3 separate regions of the Mus musculus genome follow, and regions 1 and 2 are each linked to region 3. A link is a loop called in an ENCODE intact Hi-C map of the cell type or tissue named here. Cell type or tissue: heart. All regions are shown on one strand.

Region 1 (8,000 bases), 53 kb after region 3:
GAATTAAACATGAAACATTTTGAGTTATGAGAGTACATGTCTTGACAGGAGTATTTGAGAGGTTAGGACGATCCAGCATTGTACAAAAGGAGCTCATGGAGATTCAGGGAAAGTATAAAGTCTATGTTGAGATGTTCATGTGAAGCCTACACAATAAAGCAAGTATCAGAAAAGAAAAGCTCCCTATCTTGCTGGTGATAAATATGGTTAAATAAAAGGACATTTCATTTGAAGATAAACATGTTATTCTAATGAAACAGTGATATGGTCCAAATGCTCCAAATAGTAGCAGACCTTTGGAAAATGAGTTCTGAATATTGCTGTCATGTTTCATCCTAGCAAAGTCTCTTTACGCTAAACAAATTAGATTAGAAAATATGAATCTTATACTCTGTGTTTTGGACATGGGACTCAATCAGAGTAGATGTAAAAGCTGCCTATACTGAAAAGGCGATTGCTTTCTATTTTGTGGTATTTTCTGGTGCCTTTCTTTCCAAGGATTTTTAAAGATGGCACAGGAGCCTGGAGAGGAGTGCTGTGGGGTACTATCTTCTGAACTTCTATAGCAATCATACTTGTGAATATACAGCAATGAACAGACCAGCCAGAATTCTTACATAGATGAAGGAGGTACTCCCCATGCCACACACATTAATGAAGAGCTATTGGCAATTTTAAAATGCTGGAAGAGAAAAAGAATCATTCTCTTTTGAGGATGTGGCCACTGGTAGGTTGCCCATATTAGACTGGATGGCCCCACACAAATACGCATATGGGTGGCACTCAATGGACTCAGTGGGTTATCAAAAAAGAAAAGGAGATGAACTTGGGAAGAGTCCTGTTGGGGATAATACAGAAGAATCATAGGAGAAAAGCAGGGAGTAGCTATGATTCCATTCCATTGTATATATGTATAAAGTTCTCAAGAATAAAGAAAAACATTTTAAATCTTTCAGAAAAAAAAAAAACTGGGTGGTCATGAGTGCCTTAAATCTCAACACTCAAGAGACAGAGGCAGGCAAATATCTGAGCTTGAGGCCAGTCTGGTCAACATAAGAGCTCCAGACCAACATACATATGTGTATGTGTGTGTGTGTGTGTGTGTGTGTGTGTGTGTGTGTGTGTGTGTATGTGTGTGTGTATGTGTGTGTGTGTGTGTGTGTGTGTGTGTGTGTGTGTGTGTGTGTGTATGTGTGTGTGTGTGTGTGTATTAGATGCTGGAGAGGTAGCTCAGATGTTAAGAACACTGACTGCTCTTCCAGTGGAACTAAGTTAAATTGCTACCATCCACATGGCAGCTCACAATTGTCTCTAACTCCAGATCCAGGAAATCTGACACCCTCACTCAGACATGCATGCAGGCAAAACATCAATGCACATAAAATAAAAATAAATAAATCATTATTTTTTAAATAAATGCAGCAAATATTCAACCAGCATCTGTTTTCATTTAATGCCTATGTCAAATAATTTTAATTATTGCTATGTTGCTTTATAAATGATTATTTGTTATTTCAAGCTCCAGACTAGGCTATGAGTACAGTTCACATGAAATTAGAAATTTGGCATTCAGGAAGTACTCCAGTTGAGTTGGCAGAAAGAGACACAAAACACGTCCCTTTGTTGCCAGTAAACTTGGGTGTTTTTTAGACTATGGCAAATGCATAAAAAAGGAAGTTTCATTTATGGTAATTACCGGAATGCTACACTAAACCACCTGGAACAAGATCTGACCCAGAGGTCAAGGAATGTGAAGCAACATGAGGAAGGAATTAGACAATCGTCACACTACTCTGAAAGGTGAGATTGTGAATTTACCCCCAAGTTGAGACTCTTGAGTGCTAAAATTACAACTGCTAATGTTTCTTCCACTTCGGGGTGCCTGTGTGAAACCATGACTCACTCTGCTTTGTATTAGTTTTGGATCCTTAACTTCCAGAGATGAATAAAACTGCACAGTATTTTATGTCAAACCATGTAGAGGCATGTTAGAGAAGAGCGCATACATGAATTATTTCTCTCTGCCAGATAACTCTCTTCTAGAGTCCTTAAGGGGTATAAAGTCCTTGAGAAAGTAAGACTGTTAGGAGAGTATTTTAAAAGACCCAAGAGGTTTATCGCAACTCTGTCAGTAACTTCAGTGGACTCTCCTATATGTTTTTTTTTTTTCACTTAACTTTTTTTTCATTACAAGACAAAGTGTTGTCATTATAATAAACAAGCTGCCTTTTCACGAGCTTTATGCCAAATACCAAATGGGTTCTAGCAAAGGAATAAGGCTAACGCTTACCCGCTTACCCTTCATGTAGGAGTCCTTCATCTTATGCACTGCTCTGCCCTGGACCCACTCCAGGAGATTGCACTCCTCGTGGAGTTTAGTCTGCATTCCTTTGTAAATGCTGCAGTACTCAGCATGGACCCTGGTGCACAGATGCATGATTCACGCACAGATGCATGACTCCACACAGCTGAAGTAAACAGAATCTGGGAGCAGACAGAACTGCCCGAGGCACTGAAGTGTGAGGTCAGAGCGTGTGGAGAGCTGCACACCAGAGAATGTGCAAGAGAAGTGAATGTGCAAGTGTGTAATTAGCAACCCGGCGACTGTTGATGAGATAAAGAAGCCGATACTATGCGGCACCAAACACAACTTAACAAGCAGTAAGCCATGTAAGGGAACCTAATACTCTACACATTATGGAGAGAAAAATCCTGCTAGGCAGTGAGGTGTAAGGGAATCTAATCTACTATGAATGGAAGACAGCCTAATAGGGCTTGATGTGATTGGAAATGCAATGTACTGGAGTAGAAGCAAACCCAATACAGACTAGTAGTGAAGAAGGAAAAAGCTTTGCTGATTAAGCAGACTGGCCAGTGGAAGTTTCCTTTGTTCCAAAAGCAGAAAACCAAGCCGGATAAGTATTCAGCACAGGACTGCAGACTTTTGAGAAATGACCTAACTATACAAACACTTTCTGAAGTTGTTCATTTAGACCAAGGAGCAGACTGGGCCCAACTCCCAATGCTGCTCCCATCGTGGAGAAGCCATCCAGAAGTGAGCAAGCCAGCAGCACCACTTACTCCATCACAAACAGTTACTTGGTAAATGCCCGTTGTGTTTACAGCATTAGCGTTTTGCTGGCACACACGGTGATAGTGTTTCTGCTGGGTGCAGAATTTAACATGTGGTCTGCCCAAGTAGATCTCTGAGAAAAAGGAACAGATACCTTAAAGTCCCAAAGGGAAAAGTCAAAAGGCATAGTGGGAAATAATTCAGATTTTATATATATATATATAGCTTGCTCTTCAATACGACTCTTTTCCAAGCTTGGTCACAGTAAGAAAATTTACATGAAAAAAAATGGCTTTAGATGACATGACCATTATTTAGGAGAAGCCACAACTATCCTTGATACACACACACACACTTACCTCTTCATCATATATAACTATCATTATGAAACAACTAGTTATTAAGCACCCTGCATTTGTATTAATGTGCTAGACAGTATAGCAACCAGGCAGCTAGGCAATTCTTTGTGGCACCAGAACCATTTGAGCAAACTCGAACAAAAGTCAGGTTAAGACATCAGAAGGAGATTGGCACTTGGGGCAGACAGATTTGAAGTGTGGGGGCTTTTGTCAGAACAGTGCACTGAGCTTCATTCCTCCCTGCTCTCTGAAGCTGGGCTCTGGGTGTCTTCTCTGATTATGTCATTGACACAAGTCTCTGCTTTCATCAGTACTGCTATGCCAAGACATCCTTGTACAGGCTTAAACTAGCTTTCCTCTGCTTCTCACATATCATCCATAGACTTAGCAAAGATGTATGCAGATTGTACTAGTGGCCAGGGATGTTGGGTACAGACAGACCACAGCTGGATACTCTGACCTTGGGCAGAGTGAAGAGGGCACACTGTTAAGAGGAGACAATCCTCTGTGGACTACAGCAAGGGGCAGATTCAATGAGGAAGTCATACTGGGAAGAAACTGAATCTCCCCCTGGCCACATCATCCTCATTATTAGGATATGTCAGGAAGCAGGGCAGCTGCTAGCAGGACAACAGCCGGGGGAAAGCAAAGAGGAACCCAGACTGTCTGCTTTGCTACTGGCAAAAAAAAAAAAAAGTCCTTTCCAAACCAGTCACGTATGGTACTAGCAACTCCCAAGATATTGCTCGCTCTCTCTCTCTCTCTCTCTCTCTCTCTCTCTCTCTCTCTCTCTCTCTTTCCCCGCCCCTCCCTGTGTGTGTGGGGCGGGGGGAAGCACATACACAGAGTTCATCACAGATCTCAGGAAGAGATATTTTTTTCTGATTATCTATACAGTAACCTTTACCCACCCTTACAAAACAAGTGGAAACTACTTTTCCTTGATGAAAATATTACAAAGAGAAAGCGAGGGTGGGCAGTGGATATGCATTCCTGTCTCTTATGCATTCCTGTCTCTGCGGAATGTAAAGATGAGATAAAGATGATAAAATCACTGTGGCCAGCGGAATAGAGGCTGGGTTTTTGTGCATCTGTGCGCCCTCTGCTGACTTTCAGGCAGAATTTCACAGGGAAAAAAAAAAGTTAAGGGAGGAAAAAAAAGAGCCTGGAAACAAGAACTAGGGAAGCAAAGACACCTTTCTTCTCCAGAGTATGCTGTTGATGCTGGTGTGTCTGGATGGAAGGGGGTGGATTGAAAACTAGTTTGTTGAAGTCTAGCCAAGGAAAATAGAGAATCATAAACACTTCCTTACCCCTTTCTGATTCCACATCACAAATGTGCCTTGCTAAGCCTTGCATGCATCACAAATACCTTTCCATGGAGGTCCATCCATACAGCACCCACAAACATGTTGGGGTGAGGTGAAGTGTCCAAAGCAAAGACAACTGAGCAGAGAGTGGAAGGCTTGTAGCTACAGATCAGCCATCTGAAGCTGTCTGCAGGCTGCTTCCTTGTCTTGAAATAGATTTCTTTGCATGGCTGCTTTTCAGGAATAAATTTGCTTTTTGCAGAATTCATGGTAGACTCTGGCATTAGCACCACAACCTTCCTGCCTCAGCTCCTTTCCACTTTCATAGCCAATGTGTTAGATTCAAGATATCCGCACTCAGATTGAGATCATCTTACAGGAGGAGAGAATAGCTTCCTGAGATTGAGTTAAAGATTTCATTCCAAATCCACACCTCAGCAACCACAACACTATTCCACCACAGCTTTCTGTGGCGAGATCAGATATTACTTCCTTAATTCCCTAGACTTTTTCCCATTCATAAGAATTTATACTTTTTCTCTCAGGATTCTGAGATGTTTTTATTGGTGATGTTTCAGGGGCCTATTCCAGGAAGTCAGAGCCATATCAGTTTTGCTTACCACTGTTTAACCAGTATCTAGATTCTAAGAGAATAGAAGGAACAATGACAAAGAGAAGCATAGGATTAGAATCTGAGTATACCCATGCAAAGCAAAAATAACCCAATCAACATAAAAGATCCACTGGGATTGATTCAACCTTTAAGAAAGCTTTGTGAAACATTTCCCCCAAAGTTTCTGCTTTCTGGGTGTTCTTCCTCTCAAAGACCCATATATTCTTAGTCGTTCTAAGACATGCTAGCAGAAATCTTATGCCACAGCCTGCTTTCTGCTTCAATCACCTCTAATTTTGTTTCCAAATTCCAAATCAAAGCACTTTTCTCTGCAACAACTTATCACTGCGAGTGTTTATGCTATGTTTATTTAATTTCACAAACCAAGAAATTGATAAAAACATTATATTGATAACAATTCCACTGTAACCTGCAAACTGGCTATCAGCTGATACTGAACCAATTAATATTGAGCTCTGGGTACTCTCATTTGGTCTAATGAGTACATACAGTATTTATAAAGACTATTTTGCAGCAATAAGAAGGTTCAGCATTATATAATCTATCTATATCTGATCTTTAGGTTTTAAGGAATCTTCTCCTCCTTTCCTGATTTGAATTCTTATCTCTAAGACAACTGCCCACACTGGGCTCTGTGTGCAATTTCTAAAAGCTCAAGGCCAAAGATAAATATTACTATTTTAAAATTCATCTTCTAGGCGAGTAAACATGTGATATTACTCAGCCTGCAAATGCTTAACGACCATAAGACAGAACTAAAAGGTCTAAGCTGTATATGCCTGACTTTCTTTAAAATGGGCTACCACACTGCAGCAATGAATACATTTAAAAATCTTTTGTATGGCATGCACCTACCATCATAAAAGACAAAAAAAAAAGGACAAACTCTGAAACACCAGGAAGACTAAAATTCTTCTAGTCCCTAAAAATAGATTTTTTTCCCCCTCCAGTATTCGAGACAGCAATATTAAACTTCATTTGGGTTTGTGTTAACTTGATTTACTCTAAAAGGAGTTTTTCTCCCCCTTGGCTCTTTGCTTTCACTAAGAGAAAACATAGCCTATGGAACATTTTAGGTAGACTGTCAGTGTTACAGCACACAATGTATACGATCCACTTCTCTCTTGGTACATCATTATCAATCACTAAATTACCTTTGTCCTGAACAAGAAAACAAGAATCAAGTGGAGTGATCTGTTTATTGTAAGGAACTGATTATAAAAGGACTTGCAAAAGGAGCTATCCACCTGGTGTGAATCATTAGATAAGCTTTGCATTTTGTACATTTCACAATAGTTAGGATGATGTAATATGGGCAATTACACACAAGCAACTAGAAAGTTGTCGTCGAAAATAGCTACAGCACAGCTGAGGTTTACTCTGGGCCTGTGGTTTACAGCAAAGCAACAACGTACCTAGTGAACAAAGCCAGTACAAATGCAAAAGAAACCGGGAGCTGCATTTGGATGGCTTTTTAATCATACGTGCATGGATTACAACTCTGTAAGCTAGACAAGAGGGGAAAGGGTGCCTGTACTTAAATGAACAGAAAGTAGTTGGTGGTACTCAGCAGCTGGGTCTGAGCAGGAAAATATCTAGCTATCTAAAAGAGAAAATTGGTGTATTAGGACTAGGAAGAACCTGATTAAAAAATGGTTGCACCAAGCTATCTAACTTTTAAGGTATTTTTAGAAACAATTTTGATTGTTTATATTTCCTTTAAAAAATACTAAAGCAAGCTAACCTAAAACTCAATTTGACCACTACCCATTTTAGATAATTAATGTTTTATGAATCATTTTCAAATCTATAGCCTCCTTAATTCTCTTTTGGCCTAGAATATTTTAAAACAAATCAAAATATATATTTTGCCTTAAAATACTTTAGTATCTCTGATACATTAAAAACCTTCCTTTTTGCCCTTCAAACACATTTAGATTTATCAAAAAATTAAGAAAATACAGAGTCTCTTTGTATGTAGTGCCTAGTGTTACTAACACCTTCCATCAGTATTGTGCATGTGTTATAACTAGTGAACAATACTGACAAATTATTATTCAGCTGCCTGTTATTTCATTGGCAATGATCCACTTACAGTAAGAATGTTTTTACTTCAGGATTCACACATGTATCTAATGTAGACATTATAGGAAACAGTCAAGATTTTCCTCTTCTCCCTTCACCAAGCCTCCTGGCCTTTCCCTAAAGCATAAATTGGTCCCCAAATGGCCTTACTGGAATTTGAGTCCGTGTTCTTGGCCACTGCCATATTTTATCCTGAAACTAAGAACATGATATAAAATATATTTCTAGTAGGAGCTCATTCCTAGGATGAAGAAAGATGTGTCTGGGAACAGAAGCTAAAAAGTTTTTTGTTGTTGTTGTTTTTCTTTGGTTTTTTGGTTTTTGGTTTGGTTTTTTTTTCCATGAACTAGCTATTTAATATTCATTTGTAAGTCACTTGCATGAAAGCAAGAAGAAAAACCACTGGCCCTGAAACAGAACCTAGGTCTGCAGAAGCAGCAGGTCACAGGAGAAGAAAGGTTTGGAGGCAGTATTTATTAAAGTGCAGGTCACAACCCCAAGCCAGTGGTCCATGAAATTGCCATCTCCAGAGCTTCCTA
Region 2 (8,000 bases), 87 kb after region 3:
CGCGGGAGGAACCCGCGCAGGCTCCAATGCTGAGATTGCAGTGGTCTCAGCAGAGACTGTCTGGGGGGCCGGGGGCTCCGGGGTGCCCAGGGAGCGCCGCGCAGCCCCGAGCCCCCTCCCTCCAGCCCGGCTACTCAGTTTTCCCCTTTCAAAGTTAGCCAGGCGGGACTGGCCGCAGCAGCGCAGGGCTGCGGTTCGAGCGGCGCTCGCACGCCCCAGAGGGCCACAAGCAGCAGAGTCGGTAGTGGACTCGGGGCGCGGACGTGGAAGGCTGTGGGGGCGCAGCCTCTCAGGCACTGCCGGACCCGCCGCAGCGCACCGGCACTGGGGCAGGCGAGCGCGCAGTCTGTGCACCTGGCATGCGCAAGGACCTCCCCCCAGCGCGCCCAGCTCACTGCGGAGGGAGCTCCCGCCTGGTACGCACCCTCCGGGATCCGGGGGGGGGGGGCCCTCTGGCCTCTTCAAGGCCTGTTAGAGGGAAAGGGGGGATCGCAGGCAGAAGTCTGAGTTCCTGGCAAGATCCGTGGGCTCCCAGGGATTTGGCAGAGCTGGAGGGCTGTCCCGGGGCGGGCAGAGGAAGGGGGAGGGGAGAGATGCGAGAGCACTCTCCCGGGCGCTGAGGTTGGTGTCCGAGGGCGTGGGGTGGGGGGTGCGTCTGCCCAGGATCCGAGGTGGGCGCAGGGTTCCTCCCACAGAGCAGTTGCGGGTCTGCGGGCGTTTATATCTCGGAAATCAAAGTTGCCAACGCAGCCCAGGCCTCCGCCTTAAGTTTCTAAAAACGGGAAGATGGCAATTTGTCCAAGAAAATCAAAGTCCTGCTCTTTCCAATTGCCCCGGGGAAGGGGGAGGGGACACGGGGAATGGGAAGGTGAAGAAAGGAAGCTACTACAGTACCGGCCAGAAGAGGCGGGGCTGCAGTCGCGGGTACCCGGGGCTTCTTTGCCTTCCTGGGTTTGGGCTGGGGTGTAGCTTCAAGGACCGCAGCAGCCGCCGCTGCCGCCGCCGCTGCCGCCGCTGCCGCTGCCGCCGCCGCCGCCGCCGCCGCCGCCAAAGAAAGCCCTCCTTAGTTCAGCCGCATGTTGTTGGGGTCCGCCTGGGCAGCTGCCAGGGTCGAGGGCTTCTGTCGGCTCCAAAGTTTACTTGCGGGAGCTTCTGGATCCCATCCTCCAGGAGAAGCGCTATCAGCCCTGCTTAGGGCTTCCTCCCTCCCCGGCGCTCGCGCGCAGGGGAGGTCTGTTCGTGGATGTTCGAAAGAGAGGAAGAGTGAATGTGTGGATGGGAAGTGCGAATGTGGAGTATGAGAGAGAGGGGGAGAGCAGGAAGGAATGGGTTTGGGGCGAGAGGTTCGGGTCTCAGATGAATCGGCTCAGCTGGAAAGCCAGGGAGGACACTGCGCCGCAGCCCGCGAGGGGCTAGGGAAGTGAATGCCAGTGCCCTCTGGGCAAGCCGGGCATGGTGAGCGGTAGCTGGTGCTGCCGTCTGCACCCGCTCGCCCGTCTCCCCTCTCAGCCAGCCGCTGCCGCTACTGCTGCTGTTGCTGCTCCTCCTCCCGATGCCGCAAACTACTGGCCACAGAGTCTGGAGAGAGCCGGAGAGAGCCCGAGCTGCCGAGCCCGGCTACGCCAGGCACTAGCCAATCAGCGCGCAGCCCAGCGGCTCCGGTCTTGGGGCGGGACCAAGGCGCGAGGCGGGGAGGGGGGGTGGGGAGGAGAGAGGCCGGGGGAGGCGGGGCCAAGCGGAAACTTACACACTGGCCCAACTGAGTAGAGTACCCTGAACTGCAGAGCCCCTGCAGGAGTGGGGGTAAGGGGAGGGTGGGTACCTGACTGGCCTGGGACAAGCAAAGTAGGAAAGGAGAAGTGGGCCAGATTTGAGGTGTGCTGCCACTGAAGCTCAGTCAGCCTCGGAACAGAGCCCTTTTTGCATCTCTTGTCTGCAGAGATTACAGAAAAAGATGAGGGTTTGATTTTTCTTTTCTTGCTGTTTATCTCTCTCAGGTATCTTCATATTTTAAATGCAATATTCTCTCTCTCTTTATCTCTCCTTTGTCTCACTCTTCAGCATTTCTGTATCTGTTTTCTCTTATTCTCTGGTAGTGGAAGGAAGAGGAGTAAGCGCCCCTGCTATGGTCATTCATCAAGCTCTTGGCCAGTGCATCTTCACTTTTGCCAAGACCAAGGCCGCCACCCACCCAAACCATTATCCTTATCCTTCCTCATTGGGAAGATGATACACTCCTGGGAACACCCCAGCTCGAGCGCGCCCGCGCGCGCGTGCACACACACAGAGAAAGAGAGAGAGGAAGAGAGAGAGAGAGAGAGAGAGAGAGAGAGAGAGAGAGAGAGAGAGAGAGAGAGAGAGAAGCAGCAGCTGCTGCTGCAGGGCTGCTGGTCCACTCTGGCTCACTCAGGTCTCTAGTTAATCAAAAGGGATCGGTGGCTTAAGGACTTAGCCTCTAAGGGTTCTGGCTACATTTTCTCACCCCTCACCCAACCCTATCGGACAATTTAGCTTCCTATAAATAAACTATGTTTGAGAAAAGCCAGCGGAGCAGAGCGGACGCCACCGCGCCGCGCCGCGCCGCGTCTAGAGAGCCCAGACCCGGACAGAAGCTTCGGAGTGGGCGCGCCGAGGTCCCTAGCCGCCGTGAGCCCACTATGGTGTGGTGGGCGCTCAGTGTTCCCCGGGGCCGGTTCTGTCTGGAGGGTAGGGGGGCTTCCACTTCTCCTTGGGTGGCGGTGGCAGCTGTAGCCTTTGCCAATGCTGGAAAGCCAGAGGCCGGCGTGGCCAGGGTTGACATCAAGCTTACTCTGCCTTTTGGACCAAAGGCACCCTAGAAACAGAGGTGGACTCTTCCCCGCCCAGATCTAAGGCTCTTAGGCTCTTAATTAAGATCTCAAGCGGAAAGAATCAAATGCGCCCTCGATGAACATTTTTTCCAGTTTTTTTTCTTTTAAATTACAGATTGAGGATGGGAAATAGCTTCTGAATTCACAGTTCTTGGATAGAGCAAACCTCCTTTCTGAGTTATTAGTGTCTGTTATTTGGGAGTCTTGGTTGAAGAAACTCATAATTAGCCCAGCGGCTTTGACCTGAACCCGTAGTCTCAAAATGAGACTCGTTTTTGCCCTTCAAAAAAATTAAATACGAAAATGAAAAACGCATTTGAACACATAATGGGGTTTTTTCCCCCAAAACTGCCATCTTCTTACAAAGAGCGACCCAGATGCTTAAAATAATATATCATCCAAAGGAGCTAGGTTAGCAGCCTTTACCTTGGTGGTGGGAGTGCCAAGAGAGCCTACACACACACACACACACACACACACACACACACACACACACACAAAGGAATTATTTTGCTAGTGAGGTTGAGACTGGACCGTCTGAAAGTGTAGCCAAGGCCAAGGAGAAAGTGCCTGGTCCGCCTGGCTCAAGGGGTTTATTTCACATTAAAATGCAATTCAGCCCAGAACATCAGGGAGAAAAAACATGGCATCTGCAGTGAGAATCATTTTATTTTGATCACTTAGAGCTGTGGGTAGACTGCTGAAAGGGTGGCTTCAGAGAGTCGGTCCTGTGGCCCGCCCAGTTTTGTTTTTGTTTTCAGGTTTTTTTTTTTTCTCAGACACCCTTAGAGAAATGGGCAAGTAGTGAAAGAGCTGAACATGGCAGGCAGCGCGGGCGCACCTCACGGGGGCGGGGGGGCTGCTAAAGGAAGGCTGCCATTTGATTTATCATAGTTATTTACCTTTGATGTCAGCGAGGGGGGGTGGTGAAGCGCGGCTTGGTCTAATTAAAAAGGTCTAAAAAGGCATTTGAAATGGCTTTGCTATCTAATCACGGGATGTGAGTTCCGTGTTTGGCAGCTTTCTAAAATATGGCTGGGACTATTTAAACACAACAATTAGCAGCATGCTAAAATGTTTGCATGCTATGCTTAGAAGCTCTTAGCTGTAAACTTTAAGGCGATCTGTTCCCCTTTAAGTTAAAAAAGGATGATGCCGCTTCCTTGTGGCGAAGGCTGTCAGGAACCCGCTGATCAATAAAAGTAAACTGGCGCCTCCACGGCTTGATTGAGCGGGAGCAAAGAGTCTGAGAAGTAGTCTCGGCCATTACCAATCCCCCAGGTAATGAGAAATGGAAGAATTACTCAGGTAAAATGATTAACATTGCCGTGGCATTTGAAAAGATGCACACAACAAGCTAAGAAGACTGCGGACCTCTCTTACCTTAGGGAGTGCTAATAGAATGTCTATATTCTGCTGTCTTTTTAAAGATAAATAGGAGAATTCAATTCATGTAGAATGGCATTACCTTTGTAATTGCAATCGCATTGTAAAGACATGTTCTGCCTTTGCAAAGACAACCCGCTTCCCTAACGCAATGGCACCATTTCCCAGGCTTCTTGCTCACTGCTCACATTCCAGGCACCCCTCTTATTCCAAGCAGAGCACCAAAGTATTTTCAGTTACCAAACTGCTTTTACAGAAGGCCAAATGCTGAGAGAGGCAGGGGGCCATATGTATCTGCTTCCATTCTTTCCCATCGCCTCCCCCACCCCCAAGCTCACAGTGACAGTTACAACCCCCTGCACACACAATAGTTCTTCCATCCCCCAGTCTATGTCTATAGATAATCCTAACACCCTTTCCTTTCTGACTTCTTTTATTCCCTAATATGTGCCAGAGATTATTGCATTCCAACAATACTACTAACTAAATGAAGGGCCCCAAACCACTTTCATTATCGGGAATTTATTAGCTAGCTGACTAAAAGCGTCTGCATGTAGATAATAAAAAACAAAAAGAAAGTTCTGTTCGTTTTAGCTTCCGTTTACTTCAATCCTGAGGGGAGCCCCGCCTCCTCGGCCTCTTTAGAGACACAAGAGGGCCATCTAGTGACCATCTTTAGTATTTTTCCACCTAACAGGAAACAGGAGGCTCTGGGTACTAGCTGTACAGCCTGCTGCAGCTTTCTAGGCCAAGTCAGTTCCTTAGGCAACAAAGGCCAGAATCAAAATTGTTTTTAAAAATGTGATTTTTTTTGTCCTTTGATTTTTATGCACGCCACTAAAATAGTCCAGAATGTCAATTGAAAAAAATGGGGAAATTCTTGCCTTTAAATCAAGCTGATACACGAGTCTAATCTTTGCAGCACCAAGACTCAGAAGGGAAGGTTTGACTCAGATAAGTTTAAATTTATGGTAGGGACTAAGATACCAGGGTATGAGGGACTGTAGACTTAGAAACATGTAAGGGAGGTTTCTGAGATATGTTTACAAAGTTACTTGTTTCAGCCCACCCCCCTTCCAAAAGAATAACATTCAAGCCACTCCAGTTTTCCTTGGTCTCCACCTCCCTACCTATTTATTCTTTTCATCTCTGACCTTGCTGCAGAAAACCAGATTCTTCTAGCTTGAGTTTTGCTGCATCTCATGAGCATCCCATTCACCAAAAATTTGACCAGTGGCCTGGCAATATTCTCTTAGAAAGAAAGGCTTGATTTAAAAGCTAGCCAGAGTCAATCTCACTTTTCTTGACTACATATCTTCTCTCCTGGCTTGAGATGCAATGTTTAGAATACACAGAATAAAAGAAGGAAAGGGGAGGGGTTAGCAGACAGAGGCAGGAAAGTGTCCTTATTAAAATCATCATCTCATTTCAGCTTTACGGTAACTATGGGAGGTAAAAAGTCTTTGCAGATGTGGAAGCACAGTTGCAGAGCAGCTCAATGATTTGCCAAGATGACCTCATTACACAAAACTCAACCACTTTCCTTGTGAAATCAACAAGTGCTGGCTGTGTGCCCAGCATTGTGTTAGGGAGTACGGAGTTTTCTAAAGATGGACCTTGTCCCTGTGAAGATTAAACTTCAGTTCACTAATTGATTAACAGCATGTAGTTTCTATACACTATAAATATTCCTTGAGAAAGAACTAAAGTGGGGTTTATTATGTTGACAGTTTGCTGAAATTCGAATCCCTTCTACCCCAAATGATCCCATTTGGAGTGACTTCCCCTCCTCCACCCTCACTGACCCAGGCAGTTGAGGTAAAAGCAACAAGAGGAACAGCCAGGGATGTGGGCCTGTGGAGCAGGAATGAGGTGTGGTTTCCACTATGATACCTGTTTCTGACTCTTTTGGAACACCAGGAAAACTAAAGATGAGAGGCGGGGGCAAGGAAAGATGTTGAGGTCAGCTTTACTTTTTCCTTTCTCTTCCTGCCAAGCCCCACCCACCCTTGCCTTGTTACAGAGGGAAACAGTGACAGTGGGAGTTGCAGGACATCGGACATCAACAAAATACAGAAAATATTCTCAAGTGCTAAAATTGCTCACTGTGGTCCCAATGTTTGCCTTTTCCAAGAAATACAGAAAAGGTCATGGACGGTGGAGACGAAAAAGGCTATTAATCACTCCAAGTCTTCCAATTTTGACAAGGCCAACATCCCTGAAGAAGTTAATCCAACCCTGACCCCAAACCTTATGCCATCTCTCTTTAGGAATTCTGTTTCCCACATGACCAAACCCCTGCTGCTGCCAGACTCATAACTGTCCCTAAATAAACACACATCATGAGGACCATTTAATTAGCAAAGGCTAAATCAGCAGATACATTTCAATAAATGACACTGTTCTCTAACACCTTCTGCACTGCCCTGCAGTGATCACCTGTGAAGTTTTGACAGCGCCATTTGGGCTCTCAGCATTACAGCCTCTGTCTTTTCATGTGAATTCTCTCCAAGTGGATCCCAAATGCCAGTTTCCTAGGTGCAACCTCATGCCAAATGTTATTCTCACCACCACCACCACATTCGAAAACAAACTGCTTTCCCTTCAAAGGCACTATGATCAATTCCTGCCTGGATTTCTCACTGTTGCCACTCTCATCCCTAAGAAGGAGGATAAGAGTGACATTCCACAGCTTTCCAGAAGAAAGGCTTTTGGCACCTTGAAAATGGGGGGGTCCCCAAATTAGAGAGCTTCACAAAAACAATTGAAAAGGGGACACCCATGTTTACAAGGAGAGATTAAAACTAGGATGCTTTCTTTGAAGACAAACACATTTTTATTTTTATTTTTATTTTTATTTATCATTTTTCATTATCACTACTACCAAGCCATAATGCCACAACCTAGAGAATCCCAGGGACTTGGTACTTATGTAACTCTCTTAGATTAGAGCTTCTTGTGGGAACAGAGCTTTGGATTCTCAACCTAGAGTTCTCTACCTTTCAGCCAATTCTGCTTCTTCTAAGGTGGTTCAAGTAAAGCAGGAACTGGAGCAGAAATTCTACACAAAGGAATAGTTTCAGGTGCTGAAAGATGCCTAGTCAAAACATCAGCTCTACAAAATGTGCCCGGATGATTAGCTTTCCAAATGTAGATAGATAGATAGATAGATAGATAGATAGATAGATAGATAGATAGATAGACAGACAGAGATAGATAGATAGATAGATAGATACATACATACATACATACATACATACATACATACACACACACACACACACATACATACATACATATAGGTAGATATAGATATTTGAAAAAACATATATACACATATGTTCATTCTTATAGTTAGTTTTAAAAAATGCTAACATGACTGGAGAAAGCAAATCTTTTAAAGACGAGATATGGTGCAGGAGCCCAAAGAGTATGTGGATCATATACCATAGCACATGGTTACATTGCATTCAAATGAGTGAGAAGAGCAAAACAATTTAGAAGAAAAATAAGAAAGTCAAACTGATGAGCCAACATCCTGAGCTTCTTTACATATCTTGGGCAAAAGATGATCTCAGCAAGGCACTAAGGGTATTGTATGCTTTTTGATTCTAGATAGCTGGGTTGCCACTAGATTTTCTCAGGACTGTTCCAAAGCTTCTCCTAGACCTCACAAGTGGCTTTATGTAGTTCCTTAGGACTTCCAGCTGCTCCATTAACTGATTTTTTTCCACTAAACTAGGAAACTTAGTAGTTTACTAATGT
Region 3 (8,000 bases):
GGGAATTTTTGTACTCTTCAGAGCACAAAGTTTTGAACAGAGCTTATACAAACTGAAAAGTTTGCGTTTTTAACATGCTATTGTCCATTCTGATATAGGAGATCTATGGTAGTTGAACAAATGAGTAATCATTTTACCAAGACAAAAATAGACAAACATTGTGGAATGAAGCTAATTTCTTATGTAATGGCTGTTTAAAAAGACACCAGTGAACCCAGTGCTTGTGAAGTATTTTTGTGCTGTTGTTCAACAGACTGAAATAAAGATTGTTTTCTGGTCTGCATGACAATTAAAAACAACCTCTCCTGGGCATGTCTGTTTACAAGAGGAATGAAGACAGAGCTGGCCTTCCTTCTGTACCACCCAACTAGACAAAGGAGATCCAGAAAAAAAAAAAACGTTAACACTGACTAATATTTAAAATTAAAAATAATCACAGCATCTAAATGCCTCAGTGGTTTCCCAGGAGCTTTGATGAAGCAATAAAAATTTAAAGAGAGCTATCAAGCAGACTGCACAGAAAGTAGATGGGACTTGTTGTGCTGGTATACATCTATCATCAAGGATTTGAGAGGTATCGGCAGGAGGGTCAGGATTTCAAGGCCAGCCTCTATTCCAGAGAAACTAAATGTGACTGGCTGTGGTAGTGCATACCTATAATGAATGATATCGCCAGAGTAAGAGGATGCTGGAGGCTGACAAGTTTAAAGCTATCTAGGCTACACGGTGAGACTCTTATCAAGACAAAACAAAAACTAACAGTAGACATTAAAAAGGATGCTCACATCTCCCCTTTGTTTAAGAAAGCTCTAGAACTTGCATGAGAGGAAATCACCCATCTGTACTGTTTACTTTCTTTTGACCACATTCCACAGATTATTCAGGGCTGTGGAATAGTAGACTGATTATGCAGTAGACAGAACAACCCTGTGAACCATACACTGCCAGCTCCTCTAGTGTATTTAAGACTGAACTGCCTTTACAAAACCTTATCATATTCATAGACATTGCATGAAAGGAGATTCTGCTGCTCAATGAACCTCTTCATCCAACCTCTAAATATTAAGTACTTTCATGGATTAATTCCCATTGCTTGTCCTCATCTCGTCTTCCTTAGCTCTATTCAGCTCCTTTCTGCTGTGACCAAAATATCCACTCATCTTCCAGGCTCTCTTTTCCTCCAGCTTTGTGGCTTTTCTTCATCATAGCAAGACTTTCTACTAAAAACCTCATACCCTGGTTAGCTACAGGGATGCAATGATAGACAATAGCAATGGGTGAGTGTCTGCCAGGAAAGCCACAGATAATGGAAACCGTCCATTTTCTGAACACATTTCCTCTTTCCACTGAAGCCCCCTCAGAGTATGCCTGACATTTCTATGGGGCCCCTCCTATTATTAGAAACAGCTGTGTCTGGAATGCCTTTAGTAGGATATGTTAGCAGCAACATGTACAAGATGAAAACTTTAAGGACAGGAATATTAACTATTAAATTACATAGTCTACATACCTTTTGAAAAAGTTCACATTTCCCTATAAGGAAAATGAATGGTTAGCATTTGCTATACAACAAAAATTTTAAATCTAAGAAGAGTCTTCAATTTCTAAAAAGGTGCTATAAATTTTATATTTTTCCAAAAGGGGGAAAAAACAGACTATTCAGTAAACGACTCAACTATTTGCTCATTGGAGACTTGCAACTTAATGTAACACTGGCTCTCTCTTGCCCTTCACGTTAAGATCATTGGGCCATCAGCCAAAGCCTAGAGAAGTAAGTTTCATCTCAGTGAATTGGAATCTTTAGTGTCAGACACAGTCAGCCTGACTAATGGGAGCCACAGCTTGCCAAAACCCACAGCCTCCCTGTCTGTTCCACCCATCAAATATGTTTAGAGGTCCATGGCACAAACCCAGCATGCTACAGATCCCAATCAACTATCAATAGCTTAAGTGTAAGTGATTGTGGATGAAGTACAAGCCAAATGTGTTTCCCTTTTAGTTGCAGGAATTCCAATGCTGTTACGGCACCCATAATGCTCACAATTAATGATTCAGACAGGCATCCACCAGCTAAATGTTATGGGATGCTCTGCAGATGCTACAATTACAACATGCAGCACACTGTTAATAGGTGTCCCAGTTTGAAGTTTCAGAGGCAACACATGGCTAATATTGACAAGACTTCCCCCATGCCAGTTGAATATGATGGAAGATGGAGGCATCCATACATTTCCTGCTGGGTACTCTGCAGACATGTTCCCATCTCTCTGGGATCCCACAGCTATTAACAAAAGTGTGTGTGTGTGTGTGTGTGTGTGTGTGTGTGTGTTGATTCTCTGATTTCCCCAAAATTCCAATATTTATCTTCAACAGTAATTTACTAAACTTTCTTCACTTTTCTACTTTGTAATACTTGTAGAATGACTCAAACTTGGTGCTCTATCAACTCAGCCTTTTTTTCCCTCAATTCACAGCTTCCAATCCTGTAAATATTTTGAGAGATAGTGATTTAAAGTGAATGGCTCAGGAAAATTATCACACTTTTATCTAAATAGAAGACAAGCACATATGTGCATACAATGAATTGTGGTCACATCCATCCACATTACTGTCTTATTCACCCTTCCCACATCGGCTGACTCTTATCTTCCCAACCACCTTCTCCTTGCCTTCTTACATTTTTGGTATGTGAAGGTCTTGTGCATGTAGTCACAGTTATTGGCTGTTCATAACTGTAATAGCCTGATCATGTCACAAGAGAGCATGCTCCTCACCCTATGCCTTTTATAATCTCTTCTCTCCCTTTTTGTTGATATTCCCTGGGGTTTGGAGGGGTGGTACAGATATCCTGTTTAGAGATGAATGTTCCACATGACTTATTCTCAGGATTTTGACCAGCAATAAGTCTCTGTCTTAGCTATCACCCACTACAAAAAGAAGCTTCTCTGACTAAGAGAGGATCAGTAATCTATGGGTATAAATAGAAATACCTCAATGAGAATTTGTCCATTTAGCAAAGCATCAGTAGTATGTAGCACCACCAACCCTGGGCCCGTGATCTCCTCCTTCATGGGCTCTTGACCAAGTTTGTAACACCAGCCATTCGTTTCTTCTCATGGAGCAGGCTCAGATCAAATCATAAGGAAATCCTTCAAAAACCAGTTGTATCAAGAATGAAGATCACCAACTGGCTCATGCTACATGAGTGTACTAAAAAGAGTAATGTTTTCCTTCTTCCCAGATCACAAATGTGTCTTAAAATCTACACCCATTAGGAAGCCAGCTATCATTGCTTTACCTGGCGATTGCCTTCCCCCAAGAATAAGATGGAAAATTGAAGTCATTAAAGCTATCACATCCTCAGAAAGTTCAGGAATACGTATGCCTATGTGTCCCTCCAGTTACTAGAACTTAGACTACTGAAGTGAGCAGAGCCAACTTCCTAAGCAATTGTGGAGAGAGGCCTGGATTAAGGATTGCATGCCCTATAATATTTGCATTTATTTTGAAGAAATCACATTTATTTCACAACAATAATGCCCAGATATTAGATGTCTGTAAGATTATATATTGAATCATAATTTAAACAACATAGCTGACTCCAGATACTGGGTACAACAGTACATTTCTCCTATCAATTAAATATTATCCAGCCTTCATTCCAGTCACCATAGAGAACAAATGGAGTGTAAATTCAGCTGCCGTTTCAACAGTCATTTTTAGATTTTCTTGTGGCATTTAATATTTTACATTTTCTTAATTTGTCCAATGTCTGCCATTTCTTTGTTTCCTACTGTTGTAAGTGCAGCATCATAAGGATATGATTTAAAATTTTTCTAACCCTTGCCTAGTCCTCATCCCCTACTGATATGAAGCTATAAAACAGTATAATTAACTCCAGCTGCTCCATCTTCACTTCTGACTCTAGGAGCTGAGCAAGCCGACCCCGCAGGGTGTGGACTAAAGTGGGTGGAAGAATGTCTGGCTCCATCCCAGCCATGGCGTGCCTCACCCAAATTGCAGTCCTCCCCCACTAGACAATACCTAAGTTCTGCAATCATGTTTACACAGCTGGAACTGCACAGCCCTCGAAAATCATGCAAAGAAGGATAAGACTGCTCCCTGCTCCATTTGGGATTTAATCCTATTTCTTGAAAGAAGAATAAATGAATGTATTAAATTCCCAGTGTCATGATAAGGGCTACTGGGAAAGAGCCTGAATGCTCCCCTTCTGAACAGAATGTTCATTATCATGATTGCAGCAGCCCAAAGGTGTGAAGCTTTCTATCTGCTACTAAATAAGCAGCAGTCAGTGATAACTTCCTCCAGATGGAACAGCAGTCGTACCAGAAAACACGACCACCCACTAATGATAGAGTTCATTTTATCATTATCTTTAAAATGGCAGAGTAAATGGCTTTACCAAAGCAGGCTTTCTTGCCAACCTGACACATGAGAGTATAGATGAGCCTGTTCTCCCCTTCATAGAACCCCTACCTGAAATCTGTCATATTCTCGCTCACCAATGTCAAGGAGCACCCTTCCCCAGCCCCATCCATCCCTAAGGTAAAGAAAAGAGAAGGGGTAAGTTTGATCATAGCTTGACAGTATGTCTACTGAGAGCCTGAAGCCACAGAAAGTACTGAAGATTACAAACTGCTTAGGAAAAAAAAATAAAAGCAAACATTTCTGCTCCAACCCTTTGTCCAAAGGCAAGTTTCTCTCAAGAGAGCAAGAACCACGAACCATATTTACTGGAGCCGCTCATGATTTAACCTGCTTCACACCTAAAGGAAGTTTACACCTCCATAGAACATCAGAAGGAAGCTTTTCTCAGTCAAAGTGACTTGAACAAAGGGTCAGATGTTTCCTCCTAAGGGCAGTCTAGCAAAGGAGTCTAAGAACGTGCACTTGGGAGCAAGCCTCTCAATCCAAGCTCCGAAACTTCATGGAACTCTCCTGAAAGTCACTTAAAATAACTATGGGTTCTTGGCATTATTTTTTTCCAATCTGGAATAAAAGACTAATAAGACTGAGCTTTTGGGGTGGGCAGAATAATTAAAAGAAAAAAAAAAAGAAGAAGAAGAGTAACTATATAGGGAAAGCTCGACCTCTTTGGCAGCAACGGAGCCCATGCTGGTCCCATCCTTTACTGTGTACCCAAGTACTGGCGGAATACAAAGAAAAGTGTGCTAAGAAAGACCACGTCTAAAGACAGCATCACATTAGGCTCCACTGATGACCCAAATGCCTCCCAGGTTATTTGTTTGGGTTGTATTCACATTACGATGCAAGTGCTACTTGGAAAGGCGAAAGCAGTTTGTTTAACAAGTCCCTGGAAACAGAGCATTAAACAATAAGTTTTTATGTGGCTAATAGGAAAGAAGCAAGTAAAGGAGATGAACACAGGGTGGGCTCTGAGTAGAAGGGCTAGTGGTAGGAGGAACTATGAAAACTTAAGCAGCACAAACAGTATTTGATGCTTGAGCTGCCAAATGGAGTCATAATGCAGGCAGACAGATACAGTTACACTGTGCACACAACTGTTTCAAACGCTGGGCCTTGCATCCCCCAGAGACCACGAGCGATGCTCTTTCACTTGTGCTTTCTTTTCTTCCTGAGCACAGAGCTAATATCTTTGTTACAGATCTCATCATTTAAGGGAGGGAAACACATACACGAAGAATGTGTTCAAATTCAAAAACTACACTTCAGACAGGAAATATGGACAAAATGCCTAATATACTAAGTATGCAGAATTAAATTGAATGAGGCACTTGGGACAGGCAAACAAAAGAGGCTGCAGCACAAGCGCTTGGAAAGGCAGTACTAAGTTGGAAATACAGCAAGATTTCCTGTTGATTAGCCCAGAACATACTGTGAGAAGGGAGGTGGGAAGGAACAGGAAAGTTGGCGTTATAATTCTGAATGCAAGAGAAAGGCATGATAAACGGAAATCCCAATAATGAAAGTGAAATCATAAATTAAAGGCCAGTAAGATAGCTAAAGTCAAAACACCTATCGAAAAACAGCAATCACTATCCTTTTTGTTTTTGTTTTTGTTTTTGTTTTGTTTTTTTGTTTTTTGAGACAGGGTTTCTCTGTGTAGCCCTGGCTGCCCTGGAACTCACTTTGTAGACCAGGCTGGCCTCAAACTCAGAAATCTGCCTGCCACTGCCTCCCAAGTGCTAGGATTAAAGGCGTGCGCCACCAATGCAATCACTTTCTTAAATAGTGACACATATAACTAAAACAAAAAGATGGATAGGCAAGAGTGCCCTTTAAAATCAAAGTAGAGAGCCTATGACAAATGAGGCCACCTTAATTCAAGGACAAAATATATTTATGATGTTTTACCCTCTATTTCTCCACTAGGCTAAGTTCTCCACATAGATCATTTTCTCAAAAGGCTAAACAATATAATCACTAGGAACAGTAACATAAACGCAGTTCTGAAAGATTGATAAAGCCCAGATACCATATGCATTAAGTGCCCAGAAGACTGCAAGGCCCCCAAGGTAAATTGGAGCAACTCTGGCCATGGAATTTTGATAGGTCTAACATCCAGGAAATGGGCTAGGAGTCCTGAACCAATGGCCAGTTAAGAAATCAAAGGCAAGAGCTAATCATTCCATTTTGAAAAAGGCAAAGGCAGCTGCCAAAGCATCAGAGGGGAAACAGCTGCGCTCTTCACTTAGGGGAAAGACCTAATTAAGTTGAAAATTGCGAACTATTCAGAAATGGTGAAGGAAGATGAGAACATGAATTGGAATGTATAGAAGAAAGAGGACCACTTACACAAAAATACACACATTTGACAACTAAACGCATGCAAACAAAAGCCAAAGAGGAGCAAGAATCTCGCAATGTTTAACACAACTTAAACTGACCAATTTTTACGCCATGTACCTCACAATATAATGGAAGGATTTTTATATACTAAAGCCTCAGAACTAAGAGTCAGACTTCCTGACACATCGTCTTCTTTAGAAACAGACAAAAGCTCAGCCTTAGAGTCCTCCAATAATGTTTTAGTGCTAGATAAACTACTATATGCTAAATAGAACTTTAGCAACAGTGAGCCCCTTTAAATCACTGCAGTCTGGACCCTGTAATATACATAAAGAATGGGGGTGGGCTCAAAGAGAGAAAAGTAGGTGCTGGAGATCATATAGGGACTTAGTGCAGATCCTGCATTTCAATCTATGTGCTTGAACAGGACTTTACCACCATCTCCACAACTACAATAGCAGCAAAAAAGCAAAGCAAAACAAAAAAATTAAAAACAAGCAATTAAAAATCAAAAAAAAAATACCCACAAATAGAAGGAGAAAGAATGCAATAATGACGATTTACAAATTCAAGATGACCGTTGTATATATTAACAATGTGAAAAAGTAATTTTACACTATCATTGAGAAATAGTCATTTTATAGTTAACAATATATACACTATCACACACAAATAAAGCCCAGCATGGCAGCCCATGCCTGTATTCATTGCTTAAAGTAGGCTGATACAAAACCATCCTGAGCTATAGAACAAGAACCTTTATCAACCAAAGCAAATCTAGAATGACTGTTCCTCAGGAAACCTGTACTCTAATAAGCCAGAAAGAAAGAAAGAAAGAAAGAAAGAAAGAAAGAAAGAAAGAAAGAAAGAAAGAAAGAAAGAAAGAAAGAAAGAAGGCCTAACCAAAAACGAGTCCAAATCAGAGGAAACAAGGAGAAACAGGAACTTAAGACTGATTTTATCAGACATTTGGCAGGAGTCAGGGTAGGTATATAGCAAAGGGAGCAAGAAACCAGCAAAGCTAGAGTAGGAAAGCAAGAAGATACAAGCTGTGATTCAACTGGCATACTGTGGAAAATCAGATTGCCAGAGACACAGATAACACAGCAGGCCAAATCAACATAAAATATAAGAAAGTGAAAAGCCAGGAACTATACAAATGCTAAAGCTGTAGATACACCTTGTCCTATCAAACATGCCCCTTGGGG

Evidence for each region. A loop is a pair of places that touch in the nucleus more often than their neighbours do. Peaks named below come from ENCODE experiments on the same cell type or tissue, not always from the same donor. Only the 100,000 strongest peaks of a DNase experiment are listed, where the experiment ranks them.
Region 1: a loop joins it to region 3, with 2.5 times the contacts of the local background. A loop is called at or near these places in 2 of 42 quality-filtered maps.
Region 2: it touches region 3 in a loop (2.7-fold over the local background); 3 of 42 quality-filtered maps call a loop at or near these places.

Annotation. Positions count from the first base shown.
Region 1 is chrX:133,653,624-133,661,623 of GRCm38, forward strand. All of the region lies in intron 2 of Pcdh19 (protocadherin 19), which reads right to left. Among named protein-coding and RNA genes, the nearest start is that of Gm26851, 30 kb to the right of the region's middle. In heart, a CTCF peak has its summit at 4,536 (motif pointing left); no DNase peak of the experiment used is centred here.
Region 2 is chrX:133,687,421-133,695,420 of GRCm38, forward strand. It overlaps Pcdh19 (protocadherin 19), which reads right to left and starts at 1,573. Exons shown (of 5, transcript NM_001105246.1): 1 at 1-1,573. It overlaps Gm26851 (predicted gene, 26851), which reads left to right and starts at 360. Exons shown (of 4, transcript NR_153117.1): 1 at 360-416. In heart, a CTCF peak has its summit at 4,900 (motif pointing left); DNase peaks (open chromatin) are centred at 501, 1,571, 4,891, 5,801 and 3 weaker places; H3K4me3 peaks cover 4,529 bases; H3K27ac peaks cover 682 bases; H3K27me3 peaks cover 1,845 bases.
Region 3 is chrX:133,600,479-133,608,478 of GRCm38, forward strand. The region is part of intron 4 of Pcdh19 (protocadherin 19); the gene reads right to left. Among named protein-coding and RNA genes, the nearest start is that of Gm26851, 83 kb to the right of the region's middle. In heart, no CTCF peak of the experiment used is centred here; a DNase peak (open chromatin) is centred at 3,993.